2 separate regions of the Homo sapiens genome follow, and region 1 is linked to region 2. A link is a loop called in an ENCODE intact Hi-C map of the cell type or tissue named here. Cell type or tissue: OCI-LY7. All regions are shown on one strand. Each heading gives the region's core, and the rest is flanking DNA. Links, peaks and the distances in the headings are about the cores only.

Region 1 (12,491 bases), core at 4,351-6,850, 960 kb after region 2:
GTCTCCTACTGTAGCTGACCAGAAGTTGACTCACCAAAGAATGCAGTTCCCAAATCCTGATACTTTCATCCCCCTTATCCCACCAATGGACAACCCCAGTTATCTAGCCCCTCACCTCCATGATCTCCTTAAAAACCCCAGCCCAGCACTCCACTGGGAGATAGATTTGAGGGACTCCTCCTCACTGCAGCTCTCCTCCCCCTCACTTGGTGCCCTGTGATCTGATTCTTTCTGTGCTGCACATCCTTGTATCTCAATGTAACTAGTCTCTTATACACAGTAGGCATACAGTCTGTTGGTTCTATGCATCTGCTACTGCTACTGCTAGATGTGTGACCTTAAGCAAGTTACTTAATCCCTGTGGGCCTTAGTTTCATCATCTGTAAAACTGGGTTGTTAAATGATTCTCTATCCCATAGGGTTTCTGTGAGAGGTACATGAGTTAATACAGGCCATGTGCTTAGAACAATGCCTGGAGCATTATCAATACCTAGTAAGTATTATTAACTATTACTACTACTATGATTCGTATGTGTTAGACCAGGTCCTCTAAACCTTGATTGTGTGTAGAAATTGCCTGGTGATCTTGTTTAAACAGGATAGGGGCTGAGATCTGCAGTGACATCCCTTTATGGACTGTGGCCACACTGAGTAGAAAAGTGCAGACACTTCATTAAATGCTGGGATGCAGCAGAGCACCAGTGGTACCTAGTCACCAGACTCAAGGAGCTTATCACCCAAGGGGAATAAGGGTCAATAAACAAAATCATCATGTAAATTCTCATTGTGATAAGTGCCATAAGAAGTAAAGGGTGAAAAGCAAAGGTAGCACAGGGTGCCATGGAAGTCTAGTCTCAAACACTGGAAGTCTTCCCTGATGATGTGGTGTTTAAGAAGAGACTTGGGGGGTGAGTGGGCATTGGACAGTTAAAGAGGGAGGTGGAGAAAGAGCGAATGGCATGGGCAGTCAGGAAGGAGCCTGGTATGGAGGAGGAACCAGCAGAACACCAAGTTTGTCTGCTGCATGGAGAACAAAAGGTAAGCAGTGCAAGATGAAGCAAGGGCCAGATCACATTAGGCCTTTGAAAGCCATGTAAAGGTTTTTGGTCTTTATCCTAAGCATCATAGGCAGCCTTCCAGGGGTTTTAGCAGAAAAGTGACATGCTCAGATTTTTATTTTTTCTTAGAAAGTTATTCTGGCTGCAATGCAGAGAATGATCTGGAAAGAGGTGAGAGGGACACTGGTTAGGAGTTTGTTGTGGGTACTGGCAGTAGGAATAGAGATGAATTTGAGATGTATTTTCGAGGGAGGATTGACAGCAGGAAAGTATCAATAATGACATTAGGTTTCCAGCTTGACCAGATTAAGGTTCTCCATTGGCTGAGCTAGAGAATATTAGAGAATAATGTTTGGAGAAAAGATGAGGTCAGATTTGTGATATCCAGTCCAAAATGCCCATGAGTTATCCAAGTATAGATGTGGAGTAAATTGATAATTGTCCCTTAATATTTGTTCTCCTCTTCTTCAGATCTACCAATTTTTAGCAAGGCCCAAGACACCTAGAGTAGACTGTGTTTCCCAGCTTTCCTTGTGTAATACACGATCAAGTTCTGACCAATTAGATATAAGCAGAGGTGGTGGTGCTACTTCTGGGAAGTGTCCCCAAAAGGATGCCCTTTTCCTTGCTGATTGGAATGGGGACCCAATGGCTGGAGCTGGGCCAGCCATTTTGGACCATGATATAGAAGCATTGTGTTGAGGATCTAGAAGGAGGTCGGGTCCTGAGATCATGGAGCTGCCTCAAGGGCTTTGGACTGCCCGACTTCATATTTCTATATGAGCAAGATATTGAACGCCAACAGGAGATACTTCAGTTGCTGGAAATATAATGACTTTTATTGAAGATTCTGCTATCTTGGGTTTTCTGTCACTCCCAGTCAAACCTAATGTTAACTGATAAGGAAAGCACTCTTCGTTTATTCATTCATTCAACTAACACTCTCTTAATGTTTATATCTAATTTTTCATCATAAGTCCCTACAGTAATATTATACTAGCACAATAGAAATGTTAATACTTTAAAATGAAGCACAATAATGTTATACTAGCATAATAGAAATGTTGATATTTTAAAATGAAACACATGTTAATTTTTAAATGCATCTCATCCAATAAACTTTACACATTGGAGCAATTTGATACTGAGATCGTGAAATTAAGAAGGTTATGTTATTCTTTTTTCTCCTTGAAGTCATTTTTCCATTTTATATCTCCCCATACACACTTGGAATACTATCCTATTATGGAATTTTTTTTCTGTTTTTTGAGATGGAGTCTTGCTCTGTCACCCAGGCTGAAGTGCAGTGGCATGATCTTGGCTCACTGCAACCTCCACCTCCTGGGTTCAAGCAATTCTCCTGCCTTAGCCTCCTGACTAGCTGGGATTACAGGTGTCTGCCACTGTGCCCAGCTAATTTTTGCATTTTTAGTAGAGACGGGGTTTCACCACATTGGTCATGGTTGGCCAGGCTGGTCTTGGACCTCTGACCTCAGGTGATCCATCTGCCTCAGCCTCCCAGGGTGCTGGGATTACAGACGTGAGCCACTGCACCCAACCTTATGGGATATATTTTCATGCTTGCATCTCTTTTATTGATAATCTCATCATACTTCACTGCCACAGAAATATCAACAAAAGTTGTTGGAGTGTTTGCTGTGACCAATTATCATACTATGAGCCAGGGGCACAGCCTCTGTCCTCAAGGATCCCACAGTCTAATGAGTAAGACAGATGCATAAACAGATTATTACATTAATAGAACAGTATGATAAGGGCAGTGAAGGTCTAGTGCCTAAGGAAGAGGGAGGGAGAAGGAAATGCTGTCAGGCAAGTCCCCACAAGAATAGGGATTTCCCTGGTTAATGTGCAGGCTGGGAGTGTGTAGACGGCTCCAGGCAGAGGGGACAGGACTGGCAAAAGTTTAGAGGCAAGAAACATTGTGAAAGGCAAGAGTGGTGCAAGATGAGCCCAGAGATGTGGGTAGGGGCAGCTATATCCCGGATGGAAGCCATAGGAAGGGTGTGGAACAGGGACACAACAAGGCAAGAGCCCAGGGATGGAATGATAAGAGTTTATTGGGCAGGAGGGATGCAAAAGACGGGGGCAGCATGTTTGCTCCTGGTTGAGCTGGAAGTCACAGACATTCGTGGCTTCTTCAGAAGTCACTTCCATCTTGATGACTCCCACATACATCTCTGCGAACCCAAACTTTACTCCAAGTCCCAACTCTCTAAATCCAACAGGGTAACTAGACAATGCCTTTCCTGGGAGTAGGGATTTTGCTTTATTTTATCTTTGTATCCCCAGCCCCTGGTGCTTAGTTGGAGCTAAATAAAGATTTGTTGAATAAGTGAGTTTTTCTCTTGCTCTGCTTAGAGGAAGGTTCAAATATGTTATTCTAGATGGAAAAGGAATAAGGGTGTTTATAGTTTCTCTGCCTCAACCTTCCCAGAGTGGTCCATCCTGGAGGATAAGCACTGTTACAGTCACAAAATACTTTTCAGGATAAATCTTGCACTTGACAGATTGACCACTTTAACATGTCAAAAGTCCTGGTAAACCCCGGATAGCCACTGGGCTGTCCAGGAAGATTCCAATTTCCCCACTTCCAGGTGCATCGTAGGATCTCACTTCTCTATGGCCTGGTGATTTGCTTTGGCCAATGCAGTGTTGGGAGAAGTGAAATGGGCAGAAGCCTTTAAGCGCCAGTTTGACTCCCCATACATGTCCTTTCCCCCGACCCAGCAACCAGATGGTGTCCCTGAGTGAGTTCATGGAGGACAGGTATCTGTCTACCTTTGATGGATATGTAGAATGAGTGAGCAACAGACCTTTCTTGTTATAATCCATAAAACCTTGGGGCTTGTTTGTTAACGCAGCATAATGTAGCCCATCATGTCTAATACGGCCACTCGGAACACTTCTTCTTCACTTGTTACAATGGCAAAGTCTAGGGACCTCGCATATGAGTATATGTAAATAACAATGGTTATGATTTACATTTTAAGTGTCAATGTCTATGTATTTTCATATATATTCAAATGCACAGAGGGAAACAGACTTTTAAATTGTTGCTGACTTGCGTTTCAAATATATTTCTCCTAGAGAACCTTTATGAATCATATTTTCACAACGACTACTTCCACCTGATCCAAATCCCTTGTGTGATACTTCAGTTTTACTTTTGTTTTATGTTCTCAATAAAAATGGGAGAACATTTGTTCACGGTAAGTCTGAGACTTGGAGATTGTACAGTAAATCTGAGACTTGGAGATTGTATAAGTGGTCTCCCCTCTCTTTTACTCTGCTCTCTCTTTAGTGTAAACAATTGTCTTTGTTGTCTTTGTCTCTCTTTGTCTTTTCTCATCAACCATACTTTAAAAACTTAGGTGCAGCCAGGTGCGGAGGTTCACTCCTGTAATCCCAGCACTTTGGGAGGCTGACACGGATGGATTGCCTGAGCCCAGGAGTTCGAGACCAGCCTGGGCAACATGGTGAAACCCCGTTTCTACTAAAATACAAAACAATTAGCCAGGCACACCTGTAGTCCCAGCTACTTAGGAGGCTGAGCTTGAACCCAAGAGGTGGAGGTTGCAGTGAGCCGAGATTGCGCCACGGCACTCCAGCGTGGGCGACAGAGCAAGACTCCATCACTAAAAAACAAAAATAAATAAAAGTTTAGGAGAGATATTTTTTTTTCTCCTGAGGACATGAGGAATAAAGAGATCTCACCTTTGCCTGCTAAGAGTGATTGGTGTTGACAAAGTCAACCTGAATCCAGGAACCAAACTACAAACATGGCCCATTAGACAAAGACCCCTCACCATGGATGCTGGAGCTGCAATTGATTTGATAACTTTGGCTTCAAAATTTAGAGAAGGAGGAAGCTGAAGGAATGTAACACTGTCTTTTTCCTCCCTAAAGAGAATTCAAAAGTCACATTTGATTTTTTTTCCAAACCTATGTCCTTTTGAAAGAAAAAAACTAAAAACAAACAAACAAAAAACAGCATTCTACCATAGACGTAGAAATAATTTCAGGATCCAGTTAGACTTAGTCTGTGTGACCACAGGGGCCAAGAGTCTTCCTTGAGATTTCTATACTTAATGAAATGACACTACGGTTATTAACAACAACAACAGTAATGATAGTAACTAGCCCTTAATGAGCTGCTATGTTCCAGGCATTGTGCTCAGTCCTTTACATGCATTATTTAATTTAAAGCTCTTGATAGCCTTACAAGGTCTTATTCCTATTTCAAAGACAAGAAAATGCAGTGAGAGAGGTAAAGTGATTTGTCAGAGGCTGAGCCAAGATGTGAGCCCTGGTCTGTGTCCCACCAGAGCTCAGGCTACCCCACCGCACCACACTGCCTCAGATGTACTTTCTTGAGAGAGCCCTGTTTTAAACTCCTGCCATCAGTGACCACTCCAGGAGCCTCTGGGCCTCGCTGGGCCTCGCTGCGCCTCGTGAACGTAGAAGCCTCCTTACAGACTGCTCCCTCCACTTCACAGGCTGGCCCACCCCTGCAAAGGTGAAAGATACATCTTAACTATAGCCAGAGGGGCATGCCCCCCACTCCATTAAGAAAGGCAGCGTGTCTCCATCAATGTCATCTTTGGATCCTTTCTGGGGATCGTAGGACTTCTCTGCCTGAAAAAGAAAAGCACTGGGCATTCAGTGCCAGGTGGAACCGGTGCCACCAAGCCTGCCTAGTGTGGAACAGCACTGCCACCGTGTGGCAGACTGGCTGCACCTGGACAACCACTGTGGCAGAGAAAGGCTGGGACCCACGAGCAGTCAGCCATTCATGCATTTATTTAATGTTTGCTGAGCACCTACTATGTGTCTCGTACCTGGCTAGCTGCCTCTGACTGCTACTGCTGCTGTGATCACTTCTCTGGATAGTGAATTAAATGATGTCAACAATTTAGGCTCCAGAGAATGTTTAACACTTATTCATCATTTATTTAGGGTACTTGGTCATTCATTTAGGGGTGATTCATACCACTCAGAAATTATAAAGACAGAGCCAGGCACAGTGGGTCATGCTTGTAATCCCAGAACTTTGGGAGGCTGAGGCAGGAGGATCACTTGAAGCTAGGAGGTCTAGACCAGCCTGGGCAACAAAGCAAGATTCCATCTCTGAAAAGAGTGAAAAAAAAAAATTAGTCAGGCATGGTGACATGTGCCTGTAGTTTCAGCTAATCAAGAGGATCACTTGTGCCCAGGAGTTTGAGGCTGCAGTGAGCCAAGATCATGCTACTGCACTCCTGCCTGGACGACAGATTGAGACCCCATCTCGGAAGGAAGGAAGGAAGGAAGGGAGGGAGGAAGGAAGGAAGGAAGGGAGGGAGGGAGGGAGGAAGGGAGGGAGGGAGGGAGGGAGGAAAACAGAAGAGAAGAAGAGGGAAAGGAAAGGAAGGGAAGGGAAAGGAAGGGAAGGGGAAGGAAGGGGAAGGAAGGGAAAGGAAAGGATAGGAAAGGAAAGGAAAGGAAAGGAAACAATTGTGTGATGCACAGCTTTGTGCAGTGAGGTTTTTTTTGCCTCCAAGGTTTTGGGGACAAGAAGGCACACAGAGAATTAAAGGAGTCCAGAGTTACTTGCTGTCCTGATATAGATCCCATCTCAATTGCTATAAAAGGTTGAGATATGTATTTCTAGAACACATCTTTGCTTCTTTTATATCAACAGTTTAAGAGCATATTTAAAGTATATAATTAAAACTTAGAATATAGAGAAAGACAGAAAATTTTCATGACCTCTTACCCCAACAGTACTATTAACATTTTGATGTATTTCCTTTCAGTCTTTCTTCTACATATTTTTGCAATGATGTAACCAGGATTACATACGATTTTGTTTTACTTTATTGGCATAGCATAATGTCATCATAATCATAATAGCTGACACATTCTGAGCACCCTTGATGTCTCAGGCTCTTTATAGGAGCTTTAAACATTATCCCATGAAACCAAGTTACAACCTTAGGAGATAGTGTTATTATCTTCCTTTTAGTAGACAAGGCAATCAAGGCTCAGAGAGGATACATATTTGTCTTGTCTCTAGTTAAAGTCTATACCAGGTAATTGCATTGTTTTCATTACTGATATTTAATATTCACATTGCATTCCATTTATTCATTTCTCTACTTCACTTGACTACTTGCTATCATTTTAGAGCTTTAGTTGTTTCTAATATGTTTTGCTCATGTAAATATTGCTGCAACAAACATCTCTAAGTAAAACTTCTTATGTATCTCAGATTATTTTCTCTGGGTAGCTTCTCATAAATGGGTTTCTCAATCAAGATTTCAAACTTTTATGGTTGTTAATATTCCCAAATAGATTCTCAATGGATTTGTACAAATTTGTACCATTTGCCAACTATGACCAGCAATGCTTGAGAGTGCTAGTTTCACAGTATCCTCATCAGCACGCTTAATTTTTTTCTGATCTAAAAGATGAGAAATAATCTGACAAATGAATCAGTGATAAATGGACTGTTTTTGTGTATTTTATTATTGGAGAGCCTGGAACCCCTTTCACTTTTCATCACTTACACTGGTGCTTTCCAGCTTCCAGAACCACAGTGAAGAACAGTCTATGTTATCTCACCTGGCTTTTCCTTCCTCAAATTGCATATCCTTTTGGACAGCCCTAGAATGTCTCTGCCATCTTGTATCCTTTAAACTAAGAGTTCTTAACTTAGGGTCCAGGGACCCCCTCCCAAGGGTCCATGGATAGAATTCAGGGTGTCTCTGAACTTGATTGGGAACAAAATTGTATTTTTATTGTTACCAATCTGTCACTGGAATTTAGCATTGGTTTCATTGTTTTTTTTTTCCAGCTTTTTATTTTATTAAAAAACCTTTTTTAAATTTCAATAATTTTTGGAGAACAGGTAGTGTTTGGTTGCATGGAAAAGTTCTTTAGTGGTGATTTCTGAGATTTTGGTGCATATGTCACCTGAGCAGCATACACTGTACCCAATGTGTAGTTTTTATCCCTCACGCCCCTCCCAACCTTCCCTCACAAGTCACCAAAGCCCATTATATCATTCTCTTTTTTTTTGAGACGGAGTCTCGTTCTGTCACCCAGTCTGGATGCAGTGGCACAATCTTGGCTCACTGCAACCTCTGCATCCCAAGTTCAAGCAATTCTCCTGCCTCAGCCTCCTGAGTAGCTGCAACTTCAGGCACCTGCCACCATGCCTGGCTAATTTTTGTTATTTTTTAGTAGAAACAGGGTTTCACCATATTGGCCAGGGTGGTCTCAAACTCCTGACCTCAAGTGATTCTCCCTCCTCGGCCTTCCAAAGTGCTGGGACTACAGGCGTGAGCCGCCATGTCTGGCCCATTATATCATTCTTATGCCTTTGCGTCCTCATAGCTTAGCTGGCACTTATAAGTGAGAACATACAATATTTGGTTTTCCATTCCTGAGTTACTTCACTTAGAATAATGGTCTCTAACCCCATTCGGGTTGCTGCAAATGCCATTAGTTTATTCCTTTTTTGTGGCTGAATAGTATTCTATGGCATATATATATATATATATATAGCTTTTATTCACTCATTGGTTAATGTGCATTTAGGCTGATTCCATATTTTTGCAATTGCGAATTATGGTGCTGTAAACATGCATCTGCAAGTATCTTTTTCATATAATTACTTCTTTTCCTCTAGGTAGATACCCAGTAGTGGAGTTACTGGATCAAATGTTAGTTATGCTTTTAGTTTTTAAAGGAATCTCCATACTTTTTTCCATAATGGTTGTACTAGTTTAGATTCCCACCAGCAGTGTAAATGTGTTCACTTTTTACCACATCCATGCCAACATCTATTTTTTTTTTTATTGTTTAATTATGGTCATTCTTGCAGGAGTAAGGTGGTATCTCATTGTGGTTTTTTTTTTTTTTTTTTTTGCACTTCCCTGATAAAGGTAGTGATGCTGAGTATATTTTCTTATGTTTGTTGGCCATTTGTATATCTTCTTTTGAGAATTGTGTATTCATGTTCTTTGCCCACTTTTCAATGAGATTATTTGTGTTTTTTTGCTGATTTATTTGAGTTCCTTGTAGGTTCTGGATCTTAGTTCTTTGTCAGATGCATAGTTTGTGAATATTTTTTCCCACTGTGTGGGTTATTTATTTTGCTGTGCAGAAGCTTTTTAGTTTATTAAGTCCCATCTATCTATCTTTGTTTTTGTTGCATTTGCTTTGGGTTCTTGCTCATGAACTCTTTGCCTAAGCCAATGTGTAGAATAGTTTTTTCAGTGATATCTTCTATAATTTTTATGGTTTCAGATCTTAGATTTAAGTCTTTGATCCATCTTGAGTTGATTTTTTTTTTTTTTTTTTTTTTTAGATGGAGTCTTGCTCTGTCACCAGGTTGGAGTGCAGTGGCGCAATCTCGGCTCACTGCAACCTCCGCCTCCTTGGTTCAAGTGAGTCTCCTGCCTCAGCCTCCCAAGTAGCTGGGACTACAGGTGCATGCCACCACACCCAGTTAATTTTTGTATTTTTAGTAGAGACAGGTTTTCACCATGTTGGCCAGGATGGTCTCAATTTCCTGACCTTGTGATCCATTCACCTCGGCCTCCCAAAGTCCTGGGATTACAGGCATGAGCCACCCTGCCCGGCCGAGTTGATTTTTGTATAAGGGGAGAGAGGAGGATCCAGCTTCATTCTTTCACATGTGGCTAGCCAATTATCGAAGCACCATTTCTTGCATAGGGTGTCCTTTTCCCACTTCATGTTTTTGTTTGCTTTGTCAAAGATCGGTTGGCTACAACTATTTGGCTTTATTTCTGAGTTCTATATTCTGTTCCATTGGTCTGCATGCCTATTTTTATACCAGTACCATGCTGTTTTGGTGACTATGACCTTATAGGTTGAAATCGGGTAATACGATGCCTCCAGATTTGTTCTTGTTAATTAGTCTTGCTTTGGGTATGTGTGCTCTTTTTGGATTTCATATGAATTGTAGGATTGTTTTTTCTAGTTATGTGAAGAATGTTGATGGTATTTCGACGGAGATTGCATTGAATCTACAGATTGCTTTTGGCAGTATGGTCATTTTCACAATATGGATTCTATCCACCCACGGGCATAGGATGTGATTCCATTTGTGCCATCTATGACTTCTTTCAGTGTTTTATAGTTTTCTTTGTAGAGATCTTTCACCTCCTTGGTTAAATATATTCCTAATTATTTTAAGTTTTTTGTTGTTGTTGTTTTGCAGCTATTATAAAAGGGGTTGAGTTCTTGATTTGATTATCATCTTGGTCATTGTTGGTGTATAGCAGTGCTACTAATTTGTATACATTCATTTTGTATTCTAAAACTTTACTGAATTCATTGATCAGATCTAGGAGCTTTTGGAATGAGTCTTTAGGGTTTTCTAGGTATATGATCATATAATTGGTGAACAGCAAGTTTGACTTCCTCTTTATCGATTTGGTTGCCCTTTATTTCTTTCTCTTGTCTGACTGCTTCGGCTAGGACTTCCAGTACAATGTTGAATAGAAGTGGTGAAAGTGGGTGTCATTGTTTTGTTCCAGTTCTCAGGCAGAATGTGTTCAACTTTTTCCTGTTTGGTATATAGGCTGTGTGTTTGTCATAGATGGCTTTTATTACCTTGAGGTAAGTCCCTTCTGTGCCAATTTTGCTGAGAGTTTTAATCATAAAGGGATGCTGGATTTTGTCAGTGCTTTTTCTGCATCTATTGACATGATCATATGATTTTTGTTTTTAATTCTATTTCTATGATGCATCACATTTATTGACTTGTATATGTTAAACCATCCCTGCATCCCTGGTATGAAATCCCCCCCACTTGATCATGGTGGATTATCTTTCTGATATGTTGTTTGAGTCAGTTAGCTATTAATAGTATTTTGTTGAGGATTTTTGCATCTACGTTTATCAGGGATACTGATCTGTAGTTTTCTTTTTTTGTTATGTCCTTTCCTGGCTTTGGTATTAGGGTGATGCTGCCTTCCTAGAATGATTTAGGGAGGATTCCCTCTTTATCTTTTGGAATAGTTTCAGTAAGATTTGTATCAATTCTTCTTTGAATGCCTTATAGAATCAGCTGTGAATCCATCTGATCCTGGACTTTTTTTGTTGGCAATCTTTAAGTTACTGTTTAAATCTTGCTACTTGTTATTGGTCTCTTCAGAGTTTCTACTTCTTTCTGATTTAATCTAGGAGGGTCGTATATTTCCAGGAATTTATCCATCTCCTCTAGATTTTCTAGTTTCTGTGTGTAAAGGTGTTCATAGTAGCCTTGAATGATCTTTGTGTTTCTCTGGTATTGGTTTTAAGATCTCCCATTTCATTTCTAATTGAGCTTATTTAGATTTTCTCTCTTATTTTCTTGCTTAATCTCACTAATGGTCTATCAATTTCGTTTATCTTTTCGAAGAATCAGCTTTTTATTTCATTTATCTTTTGGATTTTTGGTTTCAATTTCATTTAATCCTGCTTTGATCTTGGTTATTTCTTTTCTTCTGCTAAGTTTGGGTTTGGTTTGTTCTTGTTTCTCTAATTCCTTGAGGCATGAGCTTAGATTGTCTATTTGTGCTCTTTCAGACTTTTGGATGTAGGAATTTAATGCTATGAACTTTCATCTTAGCACTGCTTTTGCTGTATTCCAGAAGTTCTTATATATTGTGTTACTATTATCTTTCAGTTCAAAACATTTTTTAATTTCTATCTTGATTTCATTGTTGACCCAAGGATCGTTCAGGAGCAGATTTTTAAATTTCCCTGTATTTGTATAGTTTTGAGGGTTTCTTTTGGAGTTAATGTCTAGTTTTATTCCTCTGTGGTCTGAGAGATAGTTGATATATTTTTGATTTTCTTAAGTTTATTGAGACTTTTTTTTGTGGCCTATCATATGGTCTGTCTTGGAGAATGTTCCATATGCTGTTGCAAATAATGTATATTCTGCAGTTGTTGAGTAGAATGTTCTGTAAATATCTGTTAAGTCCATTTGTTCTAGGGTATAGCTTAAGTCCCTTGTTTCTTTGTTGAGTTTCTGTCTCAATGACTTGTCTAGTGCTGTCAGTGGAGTATTGAAGTCCCTTTCTAGTATTGTGTTGTCATCTATCTCATTTCTTAGGTCTAGTAATAATTGTCTTATAAATTTGGGAGCTCCAGTGTTAGGTGCATGCATATTTAGGACTGTGATATTTTGTTTGTTGGACTCATCCTTTAATCATTATTTAATATCCCTCTTTGTTGTTTTTTTTTTAACTGTTGTTGCTTTGAAGTCTCTTTGGTATGATACAAGAATAGCTACTCCTGCTTGCGTTTGGTTTCCATTTGCATGTAATATCTTTTCCACCCCTTTACCTAAAGTTTATGGGAGTCCAGCATTAGGTGAGTCTTTTGAAGACAGCAGATATGTGGTTGGTAGGTTTT
Region 2 (12,491 bases), core at 7,629-10,128:
TTAAATTTTTTTCTTAAACATTTTTGGACCAAAGAAGAAACCAAAAAAATTGAAAATTCTCTAGAATTTTTTAAACTCTACACATAAGAATCTATAGGACACTAAGGAGAGGAAAATCTATGACCTTAATTAATTATATTAATAACAGAAGATAATTAATACATGAATTAAGCATCTAAACCAAGAAGTTAAAAAAAGAATAACAAGTACATTTAAATAACATGCAATGACAAAATTAATAAAGATAAAAGTCGACACTAGTAAACGAATAAAGTAATGAGTACAGAAGCCAGAATGCAGTGATGGAGTGAGCTGGAGGTGAGAGGGTGGTGAGGAAGTGCAGACAGAAAATGCAAACAACACCTCTGAAAGCTTGGCTGTGAAAGGGAAGAAAGACAGGGCAGTAGCTAAAAGTGGATGAGCCTCTGATAGAGAAACACTAAATATTTTGACAGTGGAGGAAAGGCAAGGACAGATGCCAAAACAAGTCAAATTTATAAGGGATGAGTAGAAAACTGAGCTGAAAATGATGTTTTTCCTGAAAATAATGAATAGGGAGGTGCAGGTGTTTGAGATTCGGACAAGAACTCTATGGAAAACAGAAGGCAAAAACTAGGGAAATACAGAATTATTAGGGATTGTTGAGAGCCCAGATAACTTGACAGGAACTCAGTCTGCCCAGAAGTTGGATTTTCTGCAGTGTGCTGAGACGTCTTGGTGCAGAAGAGAACACAATGGATTAAGGTAAGGTTGAGACTTTTCTGGCAAGGAGAACAGAAGTTAAATGGGTAAGAAAGATAGAAGAGAAAGCCTTCACTGCATTCATCCAAAATACATTAATTAAGCAGCTATTATGTAAGATAATAGGTTGATGTATAAGAGCACAGAGTCTGGAGCTAAACGGCCTAGATTCAAAATCTGGCTCTAGCACTTACACAATGTGTCCATGGACAAGTTATTTAGTCTCGTTTTGCCTCAGCTTTTTTTTTTAAAATGTGTGAAAACACAAGGATAATAATCTACCTCTTAGAATTTGTGAAAGGATTAAATGAACTAATTCAAATTTAAAAATCAGAACAGAAATTTTTCTTCTGGCCATGACAGAGTAACAATTACTGGAATTGCCTTTCACCATAAACAACTACGAAACTGGACAAAACCGGACAAAACCTATGACACAGCTGCTTTCAGATTCCCAGGTAGCATGCCCACAAATTCTGATTCAGGAGCTCTAAGGCAGGGAACCAGCTGTTTCAGTTTTTTTTTTTTTTTTTTTTTTTGAGACGGAGTCTCGCTCCATCGTCCAGGCTGGAGTGCAGTGGTGCGATCTCGGCTCACTGCAAGCTGCGCCTCCCAGGTTCACGCCATTCTCCTGCCTCAGCCTCCCGAGTAGCTGGGACTACAGGCGTGTGCCACCACGCCCAGCTAATTTTTTGTATTTTAGTAGAGGCAGGGTTTCACCTTGTTAGCCAGGATGGTCTTGATCTCCTGACCTCGTGATCCGCCCACCTCGGCTTCCCAAAGTGCTGGGATTACAGGCGTGAGCCACCGCGCCTGGTCTGTTGTAGTATATTTTTAAGCAATCATAAGCTTGGTTGCATGGCTGGTTTGGGAACCATGGTAAGTCCCATGTATGGAGGCTGACCCTCTCCTAACAAGCTCCAGAGGATGCAAGATAAAGAGGGAACTCTGTGAACAAGTGGGAGGACTGTACAGATGTTCTGCCTAGCTGGGAGAGGCTGGAAAAAGGACTAAAACAAAAGGTACAATTAGCTCATCTGTGAAGTTCCCTTCAGTTGTCACACTAGGGACCCTGTAAGAGGAAACAAGGTCACTGTTGATCTTGTAGCTCCCAGGTGTCTCAGAAAGGTCAGCGATGTCGCCACTCCACTGGCCTAAAGCTGGGTTAACCAGATGACTCTGCTCCATAAGGTCTCTTCAGATCGTTTCCTCCTTTTACTCCTACTACCCAGCCCCATTTCAGGCCCTCATCATCTCATAACTGAATAGATAATAATAATCACCGCTTTCTACAACAAGTTAACAGCATGGGGAAAATGAAACTTAAGAGAAATAACAAATCGATGCAGTATGTGGGTATGATTTGGCTCTTAATTCAAATAAATCAACTTTAAAAAGTTATTTTTGAAGCAATCAGGAAAATCTGAATACAGACTGAGTGAGGATACGGAGGAACCATTCCTAATTTTGGAAAGATATAAATGGCACTGAGGTTAAATGAGAAAAATTCATTTTGAAAAATGCATGAATTGGAGTATGTCGTGGTGAAACAACACGATGTCTGGGATTTTCTTTAAAATATTTCAGCAGAAACAAAAGACAGGAAAAAGAAACGAAAGACAGAAAAGGAACAAAAGACAGAAGAATAGGTGAAGCAAGTGTGGCAGAATCTGGATGATGTTGAATCTGGGTGACGGGCATTATGTGGGGTTGATCATATTATTCTATTTTTATGTATATTAGAAATATATGTAATTCATTAAAAATATTAAAATATTTTTAACAACGAACTAATACGGTGGCTGGCATACAATGAGTATTATGTAGGTATTGGCATTTGTAGTCATAACAATTGTGTGGCAAGCACAGTTCATAACATCAAGGATATGGTGGCAGACAAGGCCCTGGCTCTCACAGGGTCCACATGCAGGAGACTAGGACATGAACCATGACAAGTAAACAAATAAAGAAGATCATATCAAACAGTGGTAAATGCTAGGAAAAACAAACTTGATTTTTATTTATTTGTTTATTTATTTATTTGAGATGGAGTCTCGCTCTGTCACCCAGGCTGGACTGCAGTGACGTGATCTTGGTGAACTGCAACCTCTGCCACCTGGGTTCAAGTGATTCTCTTGCCTCAGCCTCCTGAGTAGCTGGGATTACAGGTGTGCACCACCACGCCCAGCTAATTTTTGTGTTTTTAGTAGAGATGGGGTTTCACCATGTTGGCCAGGCTGGTCTCGAACTCCTGACCTCAGATGATTTGCCTACCTTGGCCTCCCAAAGTGCTGGGATTAAAAGTGTGAGCCACCGTGCCCAGCTGAAAACAAACTATAGATGGGATGGTTTCTCAGTCTATTTTCTCTTGTTATAACTAAATATCATTTTTCAAAGAATAAAAGTTTATTCAGCTCATGGTTTTGGAGGCTAGGAAGTCCAAGGGCATGGCACCAGCCATCTGGTGTGGGCCTTTATGCCGTCTCATCACATGGTGAAAGAATTGCATGGCAAGACAGAGCAAGCAAGCCAGAGAGAGCTTGTTTTTCTAACAAAGCCACTATCAAGGTAAGAAACCTACTCCCATGATAATATTAATCCATTCAAGAGGGCAGAGGAATTAAGTTTCCAACACATAAACTTCTGGGGGACACATTCAAACCATAGCAGATGGTCAGGTAAGACCCCACTGAGAGGCAATATTTGAGCTAAGACCCAAATTATATGTGAAGGAGGCAGCCATGCAAAGATATGGGGTGGGACTGGGGGTGGGGGTGGGCAAGGAGCTCTTGGCAGTGGGAACAGCACATGCAAAGGCCTGTCCTGTTCTGGAAACAAATGAATCACAGTGAGGCTGGGTATAGAGGTGGGAAAAGAGTGGAAGAAGACGGTCAGAAAGGTAGACAGTGGCAGGTTTATTTAGAGCCTTTGCTGGCAGAAGAAGAGCAAGATAGCTAGTTAGAAAGAGCCCTGTGATAGGCATAAGTAAAACATTTAGGAAAACTCTTGAGTGCAACTACTTAAAAGGTAGACTAAGCCAAGTATATACTAAGCCTATAGCTCTAAGGGAAACAGCGAGGTGGGGTGGGGGACATAATATTAGTACGTGTTGATTGCTCCTCAGCGTTTGTAGCAAGATATTACTATGAAGAGATGTGTTCAGGTAATAACTGACAATTTCCCGAGAAGAAATGAATGTAAGTAGGAGGAAAATCCAAAAATTTGGGTTTTCTTGGATATAGGAAAGCTACCTGCTTCTGGACCCTAAATTACAGGAATGAAACTGGAAAAGGCTTCAAGCATTAAAGGCTCATTATTAAAAATTCTCTTACAAAGAGACTCAGTACTGTGACAAACATCAGATTAAAGGTGTTGCTTTTCCCACCCAAGCTGACTCGCAGATGACCCCAAGGTAACCACCAGGAAGTTGACAAGGAGACTTGGCGGTGCAGAATAATAATAATAATAATAACAGATTGGACAACTAAGTTGAGGAAAGAACTTTAATCATGGTTAATGGGTTACTGGCGTAAGAAATCGATTGGAAGCAAATACAGCCAAAGGCTATTTTCGGAGAAATTGAATTGCCAAAAGTCCATGAACCTGGCCTGATAATGTCTTTGACTCTCAAAGCTTAAAACCACACTCAGTCTCCCAGATTTGCACAAGCAGGAATTGGGCTGGTCCTGAAAGCCACACTGTCCCAAGGCAGACTCAATCCCAGGACTCACTTCAAACGTGGCCAGGGAACAGTTAAGGAATAATCTCCCAGAGGTACACTCTAAAAGCAACAGAAATAGATGAGACATCAGGGTGGGGGAGAATGTAGCTAGACAAAGTAAAAGCATCAAGGAACTTTTCAGAGACTGTCTAATATCCAGAGCTCCAGCAGAAGAAGATGATGGGGTGAGCCAACAAGACTGAGAAGCAGCAGCCAGTGAGGGAAGGGAAACCAGAAGTGTTTCCAAAAGGAGCAAGTCAGTTATGTAGAAAGCTGTTGGGAGATCAAGGAAGATAAAGCCAGCTGTGATATTGTGAAATATATATTTGGTCTTCGTCCCTGTCTCTTGGCGCACAACTCCTAAAATCCTTGAAATCTTCAAAGTGATTTTATGTTAAAAAGTGCCTTTTCATATGCGAATGAGTTTACTGAGGGGTTGGCAGCCCATAGGCAGCTTCAGGATGGGGGCTGGTTGCTGGAAAGACCAAGGCAGAATTAGAGGGTTGGGACTTTCAACCCTACCCTGCAACATCCAGGGAAGGGAGAGGGGCTGAAGGTTGAGTTGATTTCCAATGGCCAGTAACTTAATCAATCATGCCTATATAATGAAGCTTCCATAAAAACCCAAAAGGACAGGGTTCAGAGAGCTTCCAGACTGCCACATCCCTGGAAGTTCCTGGAGAGTGGCACACCCAGGGAGGGTATGGAAGTGCCAAGCCCCTTCCCATACTTTGCCCTATGCATCTCTTCAACTGTATCCTTTGTAATATCTTTTATAGTAAATAGGTAAATGTAGATGTTTCCCTAAGTTCAGTGAACCACTCTAGCAAATTAATCAAACCCAATGAGGAGGTTGTGGGAACCCTGATATATAGCTGGTCATCAGAAGCACGGATCAAACAACCTGGAGCTTGTGATTGGCATTGGAAGTGGGAGGCGCTTTTGTGGGACTGAACCCTTAACCTGTGGGATCTGATGCTATCTCCAGGTAGGTAGTGTTGGAATGGAATTGAGTTAGAGAGCACCCAGCTGGTGTCAGCTACTGGAGGAGTGCTTGCTTGGTGTGTGGGGAGAAGCCCCCTACATTAGGTGTCAGAAGCTGCATGTGACTATGTTGTGAGAGGGTGGCAGGAAGAAACTGAGTTTGTTAATCCTATATTTTCAGATCAGCAAAGAAGCCATTGCATTTTGCATGGTGGAACCACTAGTGAACTTGAAAAGACAATTTTAAAGGAATAACAGAGATAAAACTCAAATTGGAAATTGTTGTAAGAAAAAGGAAGGAAGACAGTGTCTGCAGACAGCTCTCTAGAATTTTGCTCTTCCAAGGAAGAGAGAAATATGGGTGGAAGCTAAAGGGGGATGTGGGCTCAAGGAAAGGTTTGCTAAAATGGGAGGTGTTCTATGCTGATGTGAATAATTAGGAAGAGAGGGGGAAATGGATGTAGCAAACAGAAGACAAGCACAGGAGCAAAGGGCTTGGAAAGACTGAGAGGATATGATCCAGAGCCCAAGAGGAGGAGCTGACTTTTAATAAGAGGATGGACACATAGTCCATTAGAAACAGGAAGCCCACGTCACTCTGGGTCTCACTTTATCAGGCTTGTCAGTGGCAGGGATTAAAGACAGGCCCTGTCTCCTGAAGGCAGGCAGAGAACCAGGCAGGAAGGCATGATATGGGAGCCATGCTGCTGCCTGTGAACCAGATGATCTAATGTTATGCTGTTCTTGGTGTAACCAAAATGGAGGTTCAGTTGCTTGCCACTTGTAGAGTTCAACTAACAAGAGGTCTGGTATAAAGACACTGACTTTATTCCAAAGTTTAGCTTAGGGGAGGAAGTCCAGGCTTCTGCCTTTAAGGCTAGCACTTCACTTTTGGGGCAGAAATTCGGGACTTTTAAAGGGGGACTTAATTTGAACGGCATACAGGGGAGGGAGCGAGCAGGTGTGGGGTCTACGTGGTTTGTGCGTTATCTGCCAGGTGGTTGAGCTGGTGCCATCGTGGGCAGAGCTAGGTTATAAAGTGGCCATGATTTTGAGATACTCTTCAGGTGGGAAAGAGTTTTGTAATGGGCACCCTTCAGGTTGTAAATAATTGACTGCTGTCTCTCGACGCAAGCTCCTGGTAGGAGAGAGCTCAGCTCTGGAGCTGCTAAGTAAGCACACAGTCAGATAAGCTTGCCCAGAAGGGAGTGTCTGGTGAAGGGAAGGTAAAGGTTATAATCATTTCTAAAGAGCTAAGTAGGAAGCAGGGAATAGGAGAAAAGAGAAAAGAGAAAATAATCATAACTGTAAAAATTAACTTTTTTTCTCTTAGAAACAGGGGGGGTACTCAGTTTCATTGGTGCTTGTTTTCTTTTGCCATCCTTGAGACTTCAGAGAAATCTAATTTAAATATCCCAGGCTGGTCTCAGCTGTGCCAGAGAATTCAGGAAAAGCATTCAGCTGGTGTCAGCTGTGGAGAATTCAGGAAAAGGTCAAGTACCCATGCTTGGGATGGGGGTGAAGGAGGAATGGTAATCGACAGATTTCTGAGAGTAAGGTGAGTATTCCTCAAGTTGAGCTGGTGAGGGCCAGTGTCCCCACCTCCCCTGCCATTTGTGACTCCCTCCTTCCCAAATGGAGAGTTATTAGGGAAGATCTTTCCCTTACCTTGTCCATTGGACGAGCCGTCCTGATGCACTTCCTCTTTCCCTCCAGCTCGTGTCACTAGAAGCTCACTCTATGCTGAAGACCACACTGGTCGGCGTGGAGGGGAAAACAAAGTGAAATGCTGCTGCTTTAAAAAGTGCTGACAGGTGATAGGGAGCCAGGGGTATGTGTTTTTCTGAGGATCTTTATAGTTGGCTCTATAGTAGAGTCCTAGAGTCCTAGAATCCTAGAAGTTTCGTGTTGGAGGGGTTTTCCAAACCATTTAGTTGCATCCATTTGAGATGGCTGGAAGCGCACAGAGGCAAGGAGAGTGAAAAGATGACCTGTCCTAAGATCACTTCCAGTCAAATCATCTGTAGGCCAAGTGCAGGGGTTGGCTGGTGAACTGGTTCTGAGAGCTGAAAGTGGGGTGTGGAGGGTTTAGGACAGGCACCAGTCTCACTCACTGCATTAAAAGGGCAGTTCGACAAAAAACCAAACACCGCATGTTCTCACTTATAAGTGGGAGCTGAACAATGAGAACACATGGACACGTGGAGGGGAACAACACACACCGGGGCCTGTGTTGGGTTGGGGGTGAAAGGGAGAGCATGAGGAAGAATAGCTAAGGAATGCTGGGCTTAGTAACTAGGTGATGGGATGATCTGTGCCGCAAACCACCAAGGCGCATGTTTGCCTATGGAACAAACCTGCACATCCGGCACATGTACCCCTGAACTTAAAAGCTGAAGATAAAAAATAAAAATAAAATTTAAAAAGGGCAGTTGGATTTAAAGGCAGGAGCTGACTTCAGCGACCCTCCATTATGGGTTTTCTAGGCTTTCGGAAGGTTCAGGACCTCAGGAAGTAAGAGTTTGTCCCATTGCCCTGTAGCCTTTTACTGTCACGTCCCAGGGTCTCAGTGACCCAGCCCTAGGGGCACTCTGGGCTCCTTCTGCAAACCCTTCGAGGCCTGCCTGCTTCTTTCCCAGTCACAAAGCTTCCGAGAAGCTGAATTCCATCTGAGGTTGATCTTCCCTCAGTGCAAGATGAGGCCTCGCGTATCCCTGGGGTTAGGGCTGACTGACAGCAGCTTCCCACTCAGCTTTTTAGGGATGGGAGGAGTTGGATTTGATATGGCCAGTTGGTGGATGGGAGAAGAAAAGTCAAGAAAGAACTATTGACTTAGGAAGACTTCTGGAAAGGCCCAGCGGAACACCGTCCCCCAACCCCGAGTAGTTTAAAGCGTTTCTTCTCTGGCACAAATCTGAACCACATTCCCTCCTTACTCAGCCCTACCCTGACCTGGGATAGCAGGGGACCCAAAGGAACCAAGGCAGCTTTTTGTTTGTTTGTTTGTTTGTTTGTTTTGAGATGGAGTTTCGCTCTTGTCGCCCAGGCTGGAATGCAATGGCGCCATCTCGGCTCACCGCAACCTCCATCTCCCGGGTTCAAGCGATTCTCCTGCCTCAGCCTCCCGAGTAGCTGGGATTACAGGCATGCACCACCACACCCGGCTAATTTATTTTTATTTTTAGTAGAGATGGGGTTTCTCCATGTTGGCCAGGCTGGTCTCAAACTCCCGACTTCAGGTGATCCACCCGCCTCGGCCTCCCAAAGTGCTGGGATTACAGGCGTGAGCCACCGCGCCCGGCCCCAAGGCAGCTTTTAAGGGGATGTGCAACCCCAGTTGCTTTCCAGGCGGCCTTAGCAGCAGAAGCACCTGCAGTCAGTGCCCACTAGGTGGAGACAGAGTCCCGGAGATGCCGGCAGCAGCCTCACTACTCCAGAATCCCAGGCTCCTGGGTCCCTGGCTCCGTGGGCTCCTGTTCTGGAAATAAATGTCTAGGACCCCAGCTCCCCTTCCAGACCAGCCAGAGCCTGTCCCCATTGATAACTCACGTTTATAGCATCGTGGTGTTTAGAAAGCTGATTCACGTCGTTACTCTAGTTGGCTTCACAATTGTCCTGAGGATGGGTGGGCTAGGTATTTGCTGACCCCAGTCTTAGGGTTGAGGAAGTGAGGCCTTCGGGAGCCTTTGAGATACAGTGAAGGTCACGCGGTGCACAGCAGAGCTGGCCTCAAACCCAGGTCCCCTCGACTGAATCCCAGATTCTGCCAAATCTCAGCTGCCCCTCTTCCTCTAGGGTGCACCGCACGGCAGCCACCAAGCTATTTGGCATCAGAGTAGAGCCTGGGTGCTTGGTTCCGTGGGTCCGTATGCTGCACCCTGATGGGGCCCATCTGGTCTTCAGAGAGCTGCTGTGCCCCAAGGCCAGGGCCCAGCTCTGCCTCAGGGGATTTGAGGGCACTCAGAGATGCAGGCAAGGACAGTGTTTATGAGCACCTCTGTACCCCAGAATGGGAGAACCAGCAGGGCTTGACCACACCGGAGCCCGGAGCGGGCCTCCTCTCCCCAGACATCCCTGGATGTGTGAGTGCTGGAGGGAAGTGGGGATTGGCATCGAAGGTCTGACTTAGACCTGCTTGGTAAAGGCTGAGAATGAAGGAAAGGCTGTATTCCCAAAGTTGCCAGCAAATTCTGGACAAGCAGGTGAATGAGGCAGAAAAGCTGAGAGCAAAAAAGCAGTTTCAGTTCCACATAGGGAAGGGCTTCCTTTCTCGTGGCAAGGGGTAGAAGTTATGGGAACACACAACAGAAATTGTCAAAGCTGGCTGGGTGGGGACAAGTGGGGCGGCCATCTCCGCGATGGACAGCATGCCTGAGATACCACCTACCAGCTATGGAGCCACAGCCTCAGTTTACCCATCTGTAAAATGAGGCCAGCGCTCAGCGTCTCATCCCACAAGTGAAGGCTGAAAGGCAGCATTCTGAGTGTGCTGTGAATAGCAGACCCCTCTGCTTGGTGAGCTGTTGTGTGTTGTATGTTCCCACTCTGTCATAGAGTCAGAATAAGAGGAGCCCCATCGGGTCCCAGAGTAGGTATGGATGAAGTCAGTGATTTCTCATGTTGTCTGGCCCTGGAGATTCAGTCAGGGTGGTGGGTAAGGGGGCCTTGTGCCAGGCTGCATCTCTCCACCCTGCCTCCCTGGGAAGACATGAGGGAACGGGTGCAGCCAGCCGGTGTACAGTTGGGAGCGGCTGAACGCAGCGTGGCTTTGCTATTAATGTAGTCAGTAAATAAATAAAGGAGGGCTTAAGCTTAGTGTACAGCAATCAGTTTAGAACTACAGGGTAATTAGCGCTGCAGGGGGCTGCAGGGCGGCAGAGTCAGGTTTAAATGAGCGAGTTCACTTTCACTGAGGCACCCCCTGGGTGCAGAAAACGCAGCCTGGAGAGGAGCCTGCCCTCCTGCCAGCCCACGAGTGGAAGTGGGGATGGCGGCGGGGCTGGGCCTGAAACCACACAGAGAGCTGGGGGATGGACCTGCCCCCATGGGCCAAGGACCAGGTGTCTACATATGCAACCCCCCAGCCCCTCTCCTGCCCCGCATCCTGCCCAGCAACACCCAGGCAGCTCCCAACTATGAAGCACCACTGCCCTGTTGCCTCCTGCTCCTTCCTCTGGCATGCGGCAGACACGGGTCAGGTGGTCTATGAATCGACATGAGCACAGGTGTGGGGATGCAGGAGCTCCCCCCCCCCCACTGGGCCTCTGCGTGTGTGTACACGTGTCCTGGGGAGGTGCCCGAGCGGGCATGTGATGTTCCTCCTTCCCTGCTCTCACGTGCCCCTGACAACTGCAACATGAGCCCTGGAGTGCTAATTACCTCTCTGTTTCCCTCCTTCTCCCTCTCTTTCTTTCATCTATTTATACAACAAAGATTTACCGGGTGCCTATCATGTGCCAGGCAGCATGAAGCTCTGGAAACACAAAGATAGATAACACACAATTCCTGACCTCAAGGAACTGACAGTCTGGTAATGGTGACAGTTAAGGAAACAGGTGACTAAATGGTACTATAGAGACTCTATGCCTAATTTAGCTTCAGGGGTCCAGGGAAGGCTTCCTGAGAGAAGGTTTGAGCTGAAAAGTGAAAAAGGAGAAGTTGAGAGAGCCAGACAGAAGGGGTGTGTGTGTTTGCGTAGCTCTCAGAAGAGGAAACAGCACACGCACAGGCCCACAGGGGAATGGAGCTCGGTGTGGCCCAGAACACCCGTGGTCCCATCGGCTGGAGCAGAGTAGGGGTTGGCCGAGGGGCTCAAGAGTGATCTTAAGACGAAGTTGGGTGCTGAGCAGGGGCTCTGTCACTCAGGGTGTCTTGGAACTTTGTTAAGGAGTTTGAATTCCATCCTCAGAGTACTGAGGAGTCACCAGGGACTCTCATCTAGGGAGCGACATGATGCTATTTGCATTTTTGGAAAATCGCTCTGGGCAGCAAGCAAAGCAGAGGATGGAAGTGACAGAGGGTCTGGGCTGAAGCAGGGCACTGAGGCCAGTCATCTTCAGATCCCCAATCCCCTCCCTTCCTGGTGCCAGGGGCGTGAGGGGCTCCCACATGGGAAGGCCTGGCCGTGCTGAGTGGAGGGAGGCGGCCTTGGCCTTGGCTTCCCTTATGCCTCTTCTCACGGGCTGCAACTTGCCTGAGTCTTCAGCAAACCTCTGCTGGCGCCGGGCCTCAGCTCTCCACTTTGGTCAGGAGAGGAGTTCCTCAGAGCGACTGGGAGGAGAGCTGCTAAGGCTGAAATGACCCAAACGCCTCCTTGAACCCAGCCAGGACTACAGGGCATGCGGGGAGCTCCCGCTTAAGGTCCCTGGAGAACACCCTGCAGCCCCACGGCGGCATCCTCCCAGCCCCTGCCTCGGTGCCTGTCCCCTCTTCTGACCCCAGCAATGTGCCCTCCTGGTGAGTGTGTTCTGGAGGAGGCTGCCCACAATTGCCAGGGTTGGGGCAGAGGGCAGTGGCAGCCGGGGCTGGCAGGGGGCGGCAGTGGGGCCGCCTGCCCCAGGCAGGGAGGAGAGGGGTTGAGTCAGGCCACGGAGGGAGCATTCTCAGGCTGGCCTGGCCAGGGCCCCTTTCTCTCCATGAGATCATATCTGGGTCAAAGAGCATGTAAAGCTGGCAGAGCTGGCGGTCACACAAAGCCCATTCAGCCCAGCCCCTATTCACTCACCTCCTCTCCCCCAGCGCCCGCGCCGCCGCGACCCCAGCACAGCGCCTAAGCCCCAGCTTTGATGTCCAAGAACAGAAAACGGCGATTAAATGTTGTTTTAAAGAGGGAGTGCTCACTGCCCTCCCATCTGTCAAGAGAAAGCTGAGGCCTGAGGGAGGGGAGGGGAGCTGGGGGAGGGGCGAGGAGGCTGTGTGTGTGTGTCTGTGTGTGTGTGTCGGGGAGTTGGAGTAGAGTGTGGGGGTGAGGAAATAGGCAGGGGCCCAAGAAAAGCCAGGATCAGGACGGCTTGGGGGAATGGTGGCAACTGCTCAAAATCAAAAC

Evidence for each region. Hi-C counts contacts between places; a loop is a spot of excess contacts. Peaks named below come from ENCODE experiments on the same cell type or tissue, not always from the same donor. Only the 100,000 strongest peaks of a DNase experiment are listed, where the experiment ranks them.
Region 1: it touches region 2 in a loop (23-fold over the local background); 17 of 110 quality-filtered maps call a loop at or near these places.

What each region holds. Positions count from the first base shown.
Region 1 is chr11:113,299,200-113,311,690 of GRCh38, reverse strand. The region is part of intron 1 of TTC12-DT (TTC12 divergent transcript); the gene reads left to right. Among named protein-coding and RNA genes, the nearest start is that of TTC12-DT, 9.0 kb to the left of the region's middle. In OCI-LY7, for the core only: CTCF peaks have their summits at 5,588 and 5,789 (motif pointing left); a DNase peak (open chromatin) is centred at 5,800.
Region 2 is chr11:114,257,558-114,270,048 of GRCh38, reverse strand. It overlaps a transcript of NNMT not described here. Among named protein-coding and RNA genes, the nearest start is that of NNMT, 33 kb to the left of the region's middle. RefSeq lists an enhancer at 11,906-12,434. In OCI-LY7, for the core only: a CTCF peak has its summit at 8,840 (motif pointing right); a DNase peak (open chromatin) is centred at 8,828.